Regions from separate parts of the Homo sapiens genome. Here region 2 is linked to region 1. Evidence: chromatin contacts called from ENCODE Hi-C or POLR2A ChIA-PET data. All regions are on one chromosome and are shown on one strand. Each heading gives the region's core, a stretch centred on a gene start or an enhancer-like site at or near the end of the contact. The rest is flanking DNA. Distances are from core to core; before and after follow the strand shown.

What was found. A loop is a pair of places that touch in the nucleus more often than their neighbours do. ChIA-PET counts read pairs that join two places held with the same protein, here RNA polymerase II (POLR2A). Pooled maps may share reads with other maps.
Region 2: a pooled map shows a loop between it and region 1 (8-fold over the local background). The contact joins two enhancer-like sites. A Hi-C loop is called at or near these places in 9 of 50 pooled maps. POLR2A ChIA-PET finds 5 or more read pairs at or near these places in 2 of 52 experiments (BJ and WTC11).

Annotation. Positions count from the first base shown.
Region 1 is chr20:5,098,842-5,102,732 of GRCh38, reverse strand. It overlaps TMEM230 (transmembrane protein 230), which reads left to right. Exons shown (of 4, transcript NM_001009925.2): 4 at 1,802-2,883. The coding sequence ends at 1,942. Among named protein-coding and RNA genes, the nearest start is that of TMEM230, 12 kb to the left of the region's middle. Within about 2 kb of position 1,817, at least 2 of the 41 ENCODE cell types and tissues checked have a DNase peak (open chromatin) inside an H3K27ac peak, as active enhancers do.
Region 2 is chr20:4,867,471-4,871,361 of GRCh38, reverse strand. It overlaps SLC23A2 (solute carrier family 23 member 2), which reads left to right. Exons shown (of 17, transcript NM_005116.6): 12 at 1,309-1,456; 13 at 3,487-3,592. Among named protein-coding and RNA genes, the nearest start is that of RASSF2, 46 kb to the right of the region's middle. Within about 2 kb of position 1,686, at least 3 of the 41 ENCODE cell types and tissues checked have a DNase peak (open chromatin) inside an H3K27ac peak, as active enhancers do.

The DNA.
Region 1 (3,891 bases), core at 568-3,067:
TAGTTTCAGTAGGATTAGTATTCTTTTTTTTTTTTTTTTTTTTTGAGACAGGGTCTCATCTGTCATGCAGGTGTAGTGCAGTGGTGCGATCTCAGCTCACTGCAACCTTTGCCTCCCCGGCTTATGTGATCCTGCCACCTCAGCCTCACTAGCAACTGGGACCACAGGCATATACCACCATGCCCATCTAATTTTTGTATTTTTTGTCAAGACAGGATTTTACCATGTTGACCAGGCTGGTCTTGAAATCCTGAGCTCAAGCGATCTGCCTGCCTTGGCCTCCCAAAGTGCTGGGATTACAGGAGTGAACCACCATGCCCAGCCAAGTATTAATTCTTTAACTGGTATAATTCAGCAGCGAAACCATCTAGTCCCAGGCTTCTCTCTGCTAAGAGACTTTTTATTATGGCCTTAATCTCATTACTCTTTGTCTATTCAGGTTTTAGATTTTTTTCATTGTTCAATCTTTGTTTTTATATTCATGTCTGGTACAGCAGATTCCAGCAGAAAAACCAAAAAGATTTTCTTTTACATTTTGTTCTCTGTTGGCAAAACATGTTTTTCTTCCTTTGAGCAACAGTAAACTTCCATAGTTCCTATAGGGGAGGTGGTGGCAGGTAGGCAAACTTGGCCTCTGAGATATTAGACAGTTTGCCCTGTCATAGTTTGGAACAACATGGCTGAGCCTGGCATACAGGAGTCCTGATTGGTAAAGGGCTGTAGCTGGAGCAGCATGCTGTCATTGTAGCTGTGCAGTGCCATGGACATACTGTCAGTATTTGGAGAGAAATAGCAATTCTGTTATATGTGTGGGGTCACTGTGCCTCGTAAGTCAGTTCCTTCTTACAGTAGGTTTGGTTGGAGTTCCTGTTGAGCTTCAATATGAAACCTTAGAAACCTAAAGTAGTTGGTGGTTCTTTCTCATGGGCTGTCCCCACATACACAGTGTCCAAGTTGTCTTGAACCAATTCTGACTATAATTAACACACAACAGGGAACACAGCCAGCCAGGTGCAGTGGCTCAAGCCTATAATTCTAGCATTTTGGGAGGCTGAGGCAGGAGGATTGCTTGAGCCCCAGAGTTCGAGACCAGCCTGGGCAACATAGCGAGACCTCATCTCTACCAAACAAACAAATGTACAAAATGAGCCAGGTATGGTGACTGACACCTGTAACTCCAGCTACTTGGAGGCTGAGGTGGGAGGATCACTTGAGCCTGGGAAGTCGAGGTTGCAGTGAGCTGTAATCACACCACTGTACTCCAGCCCGAGCAACAGAGCAAGACTCTTACCTCAAAAAAAAAGAAAAAAGAGAAAGAAAAGAAAACCTGAAAGGCTGAGAAAAACACAGAGTTTATTGTAGTGGTATCTGTACAATTACAAAAGGTGAAAAACAACCAAAGTGTCCAGCAGCTGTATGTGGGGCAGTTAGGTAAAACTGTAGTATGTCCATTTCGGTGGAATGTTACACATCCTTACAGTTTAAATGTATGAAAAGGTTTTAATAATATTGGCCACAGGACACAGAGTATGGTGTGTTCACAACTAAGAGCTTTAAAAAAAGGAAAAGAAGCCAAAATATCTGGATGAGAATGGGTCATTTTTTTCTTTATAATTGTTAATATTTTGTAGTTTGTCTTCAATTTATAATCAGGAGGAAACCTTTTCCCTTGGTGGTATACAACTCAAAGAAAAAGTACTGAAGAGTATAAAATACTGATCTAAGGATTAGGTCTGTGACGTTTTATTTTAAAATGTGTAACTCTTACGGTACTAATGTGTTTGCCTCCTTCTGCCACCAGGGGGCAGACCGGGCCGTTCCAGTGCTGATCATTGGCATTCTGGTGTTCCTACCCGGATTTTACCACCTGCGCATCGCTTACTATGCATCCAAAGGCTACCGTGGTTACTCCTATGATGACATTCCAGACTTTGATGACTAGCACCCACCCCATAGCTGAGGAGGAGTCACAGTGGAACTGTCCCAGCTTTAAGATATCTAGCAGAAACTATAGCTGAGGACTAAGGAATTCTGCAGCTTGCAGATGTTTAAGAAAATAATGGCCAGATTTTTTGGGTCCTTCCCAAAGATGTTAAGTGAACCTACAGTTAGCTAATTAGGACAAGCTCTATTTTTCATCCCTGGGCCCTGACAAGTTTTTCCACAGGAATATGTATCATGGAAGAATAGAGGTTATTCTGTAATGGAAAAGTGTTGCCTGCCACCACCCTCTGTAGAGCTGAGCATTTCTTTTAAATAGTCTTCATTGCCAATTTGTTCTTGTAGCAAATGGAACAATGTGGTATGGCTAATTTCTTATTATTAAGTAATTTATTTTAAAAATATCTGAGTATATTATCCTGTACACTTATCCCTACCTTCATGTTCCAGTGGAAGACCTTAGTAAAATCAAAGATCAGTGAGTTCATCTGTAATATTTTTTTTACTTGCTTTCTTACTGACAGCAACCAGGAATTTTTTTATCCTGCAGAGCAAGTTTTCAAAATGTAAATACTTCCTCTGTTTAACAGTCCTTGGACCATTCTGATCCAGTTCACCAGTAGGTTGGACAGCATATAATTTGCATCATTTTGTCCCTTGTAAATCAAGATGTTCTGCAGATTATTCCTTTAACGGCCGGACTTTTGGCTGTTTCCTAATGAAACATGTAGTGGTTATTATTTAGAGTTTATAGCCGTATTGCTAGCACCTTGTAGTATGTCATCATTCTGCTCATGATTCCAAGGATCAGCCTGGATGCCTAGAGGACTAGATCACCTTAGTTTGATTCTATTTTTTAGCTTGCAAAAAGTGACTTATATTCCAAAGAAATTAAAATGTTGAAATCCAAATCCTAGAAATAAAATGAGTTAACTTCAAACATTTCAGAAAACATTTTAATGATTTTATGATATCTTTAATCCCAGTACCTAGATCTACCTTAGTTTCTAGGTAGCTGGCATTGTGGGTCACACTCAACTTTCCCTAACTCTGAGGTTATGGACTTGGGCAACTGGAAGCCTGGACATGCCATCAGCTGAGTTGCAAGGCTGTGGGAAGAGCAAGTTTTAGATGTCTACTCAATATCCAAGTGGAGCTGTTGAGGAGGCAGTTGCGATGCATGTGTGTGTCTAGAGTTTAAGAGTGGGTCTTGGATGGAAATAGAAATTTGGGAGTCAGCATTTGGACAGTATCTTAAAAGCTAGAGGGCTGTTTGAGATCACCAGTAGAGTGAGTATAGTTGGAGGAAAAAAAAAAAACTCAGGAAGTGAGGGACAAAGAGAGGGTGACCTGAAGCAGCCTCCAAGATTAGGGACTTTTGGTAATGGGAATGTTGACTGGGGAGTCCAGTAATCTAGAGTGCCTGAGCCTTGACAGTGAATATGTGAGGTGATACATAAAGCTTTATCTTGGAGAGTGGTTGCCGAGCAAAGCTCAGATCAGAAGGTTTTGGCCAACCAAATGATTTGGTTTTTTTATTTATTATTGATTGATTGATTTATTTATTTATTTATTTATTTATTTATTTATTTATTTATTTTGAGACAGAGTCTTGCTCTACTGCCCAGGCTGGAGTGCAGTGGCACAGTCATTTCTCACTGCAGCCTTGAATTCCTGGGCTCAAGTGATCTTCCCACCTTTGCCTCCCAAAGTGTTGGGATTATAGGCATGAGCTACTGAGCCTGGCCTATTTGGTCCTTTTTTAAAAAGTTGATGCTGCTGGTCAAAAAAATAAACAGAAGGGTATAAAGTGAAAAGTAAACATTTGGGCATGGAGTGGAGAGTGTACATTCACTCCAGCTTACCTCTCAAGATTTTCCAAATAAATTTCTTAATATACCCTTCCTGAAATGCTCTAAGCACATAAATATATATCTGGTTTTTAAAACT
Region 2 (3,891 bases), core at 437-2,936, 230 kb after region 1:
TTCCCTGGCCAGGGCCCGACTTCGCCTTTTCCTGACCACCTCACTGGTGCTTCTTGTGACCCAGCTCAGCTTGCCTCCATTTGAAGTTGAGCAATTTCCCTCTCCCTGGATCTTTTGGAGTGTCCTGTGTCCCCAGCTACGTTGTTGGCTCCTGCATGAGAGACCATGTTTTAGCCATCGTTCTTTTCCCACTGTGCTTTCTGCTCAGTGAGTGTATTATAACTAATGCTTCAACGGAAGAAGGGCTACTCCTTTATCAAAGGAGTCTATTCATTCTCACACGAAAGAGACCCATGCTATTTTTGTTAAGTAAGACCTATGGCTTTCAAGTCCAAATAAATATACTTGTGAAGAAAAAAGTATCTAATGAGGGATTAAGTAAATGCGGAACTTAAAATGAAGTTTCAGTGGGGCCTCACTTTGCTTTCTGAAATGAAACTATTTAATTTCCCATAACATGGTTTATGATATAAAAATAAGGTTCTGGTATTATAGTAGAGAAGGACTGTCCATACCTTATGGATGCTTTACTGTTGGGATTTAAGTTTAGCTGGTGATTTCTCACTGCCTTTTCACTTGATGTCCTCCCCTGGGGAAGGCCACTGCTGCTTTGTACCCTGCTCTGTACAGCAGGGCTATAAATCCCTCATACAAATTTCCCAACGTGGCAGGGCACTTTCAGTTGTTATTTAGTGGATACTGAGTGTGGCTTGGAAGCAGGAAAGAGAAGTTACAGCCTCTTCCAGCCCAACAATGTCTTCTTCTTTTTCTTCTTTTTTTTTTTTGAGATGGAGTCTCGCTCTATCACCCAGGCTGGAGTGCAGTGGCGCAGTCTTGGCTCACTGCAACCTCCGCCTCCTAGGTTCAAGTGATTCTCCTGCCTCAGCCTCCCGAGTAGTTGGAATTACAGGCACATGCCCCCACGCCTGGCTAATTTTTGTATTTTTAGTAGAGATGGGGTTTCACCTTGTTGGCCAGGCTGGTCTCGAACTCCTGACCTCGTGATCTGCCTGCCTCGGCCTCCCAAAGTGCTGGGATTACAGGCGTGAGCCACCGCATCCGGCTACGATGTTTTCTTTTAATTAAAGACACAGTGCACATCAGTCCTCATTATGGCCGCCTTCATCTGACTTAGCAACTGTCCCAGGCATCTGGTGCTTAAGATTTTAAAATGAACAGTTTCCATGAGCTTCAGAATCCAAGTGGATCTTGTAGAGTCTTGCAGCGTTCAGAATGACTTTGGGTAACTGGTCCTGGTCACTTTCGCCTGCCTCTCTAGGAGCATTCATGGTTGTTTTCCTCCCACAGTTCAGTGGGGACTGCCCACCGTGTCTGCGGCCGGTGTCATCGGCATGCTCAGTGCCGTGGTCGCCAGCATCATCGAGTCTATTGGTGACTACTACGCCTGTGCACGGCTGTCCTGTGCCCCACCCCCCCCCATCCACGCAATAAACAGGTACGTTCCTGAGAAGACAAGTTCCTGATTGGTCCCAGCACCTTGTTACTTTGTTCTTAGGTTTACATTACCTTGAAGACAAAACCAAGAGTTTCAGCAGGAGCCCAGCCAAGCAGCAGGACTCTAGCGACTGTTTGATGCATCACCACCTTTGTTTACTTTCGACTGTCTGATACACCACTGCCTTTGTTTACTTTCATTTTCCTCGTCCATGACGTGGAACGGAATTCCTACCCTTCCTTAATTGCAGTGACATCAAATAACACACTCTCTGCGAAACCACTGTAAGCCTTAAATTCAAAAACCACATGCCAAGCACTGCACTTGTTCTTTGCTTTTTTTGGGGTGTGTGTGTGTGTGTGTGTCATTTGGAGATTAGATAGATAAAATCAAAGTAGCTCTGTCTATATATATATATAGAGAGAGAGAGAGAGATAGAGAGCACTACTTTGATTTTCTGTTATCTTGCCTTTCCAACTGTTCTTTTTTTTTTTTTTTTTACACAAACTGAAATTTTTCTTCCCAGCAAAACAAGCTCTTCACTGCTTACAGGTTTTTTTTGTTTTTTTTTTGTTTGTTTGTTTTTAATTTAAAAAGACCCAGGGTCTCACCGTGTTGCCCAGGCTACAGTGCAGTGGCTATTCAGAGGCACAATCGTAATGCACCACACTCTTGAACTCCTGGGCTCAAGCAATCCTCCCACCTCAGCACCTTGAGTAGCTGAGACTGCAGGTGTGCACCACCATACTTGGCTATACAGTGCTATTTCTACATTGCAAAAATTACCTGTTTTTTTCCCTGTTTCCCCACCCAATCTTGGCTGCCACAATCGGACAGACAGAAAGCACAAGGATACCGTTTGCTCTCCCCTGTAGTGGAAACCTTAGCAGCAGGCAGTATGCCCCAGGTCTGTCAATTAGATACGTTCCAATTGTCCCCAAGGGTAAGCACTGTGTAATCTATGCACAGTTACAGTTTATATAAATAGGGACAGGAATAGCAGAAATGAATGAAATCTGTGGGATCTAGGGCTTATGAACTATGGGGTTTATGATTAGCTTTTAGAAGTTGTCAGATGATTGCCCCTGAGGAGTCTGCAGAGAAAAGAAAACAGCCCAGATCCCCTCCTGTTCTCCAGCCAGCTCTGTAACCCCAGAAGGGACTGTGTGTGATGAGATTAATGGACTGGGCCTTGGCTCTGGTACCTGATGTCCCCATCTTTCTCTAATGGAGCTGCTGCACATGATTAAATACCTGTATATCAGTATGTTTAAAAGTGTCAGTACTTATGAAATTATAAAACATTTCCTTCCTGATGAAACTGGATTTTAAGAGTAAAGGATCACATCAATGTTTTATTTCCATAGACGGCCCATGTTTGTCTTATACCCCAACAAATGGCTTTATTTTCTGGCTAAAATCCTTTGCTTTCATTTGCGGTGATTTAAAAACACTCAAATCTAACGTGTGATTTAGAGATGTGCTTCTCAAAATGGAATGAGCTTTGGGGGTTCTGTTAAAATGCAGATTCTGGCCGGGCACAGTGGCTCACGCCTGTAATCCCAACATTTTGGGAGGCTGAGGCAGGCGGATCACCCTGAGGTCAGGAATTCCACACCAGCCTGGCCACATGGTGAAACCCCGTCTCTACTAAAAATACAAAAATTAGCCAGGCATGGTGGTGCAAACCTGTAATCCCAGCTACTCGGGAGGCAGGAGAATCTCTTGAACCCAGGAGGTGGAGGTTGCAGTGAGCCAAGATCGCGTCACTGCATTCCAGCCTAGGTGACGGAGTGAGACACTCTCTAAAAAAAAAAAAAAAAAAAAAAAAAATGCAGATTCTTTTCTGCTTCAGCAGGTCTGGGGTGGGGTCTGAGATTGTATTTTTAATCGCCCTCCCAGCTCCCAGGAGATGTGGAAGCTGCAGGCTCTGGACCACATTTTTGGATTGTAGATGTGTAGAGGCTATTTCAGAGTGAATGCATTATCCCATTGAATGATTTTCTTTCCTCCATTCCTTTACATCTTAGGGGAATTTTCGTGGAAGGCCTCTCCTGTGTTCTTGATGGCATATTTGGTACTGGGAATGGCTCTACTTCATCCAGTCCCAACATTGGAGTTTTGGGAATTACAAAGGTACACAGATTTTTCTAATTAAATGATTGGGTTTCTAAGCATTGGTCCATTTCATTGATCGATCTGGCCACTGCAAGTTCCAAATGGGCGGGCCTCTGGTTCTAAAAAATTACTTCTCTCCTTTTTTTTTTTTTTTTTTTTTTTAAGTGTTTATAATGCCTGTTTGGAAGTCTCTCTTCTCTTGCTGGTCCGGGTAGGGAGGCACTCAGTGCTGTCATTCCATCATGCAGTATAGATATTTATAAAGCACTGACTCTGCCAGGCCACTGTTCAAGGCACTTGGGATACATCAGTGAATT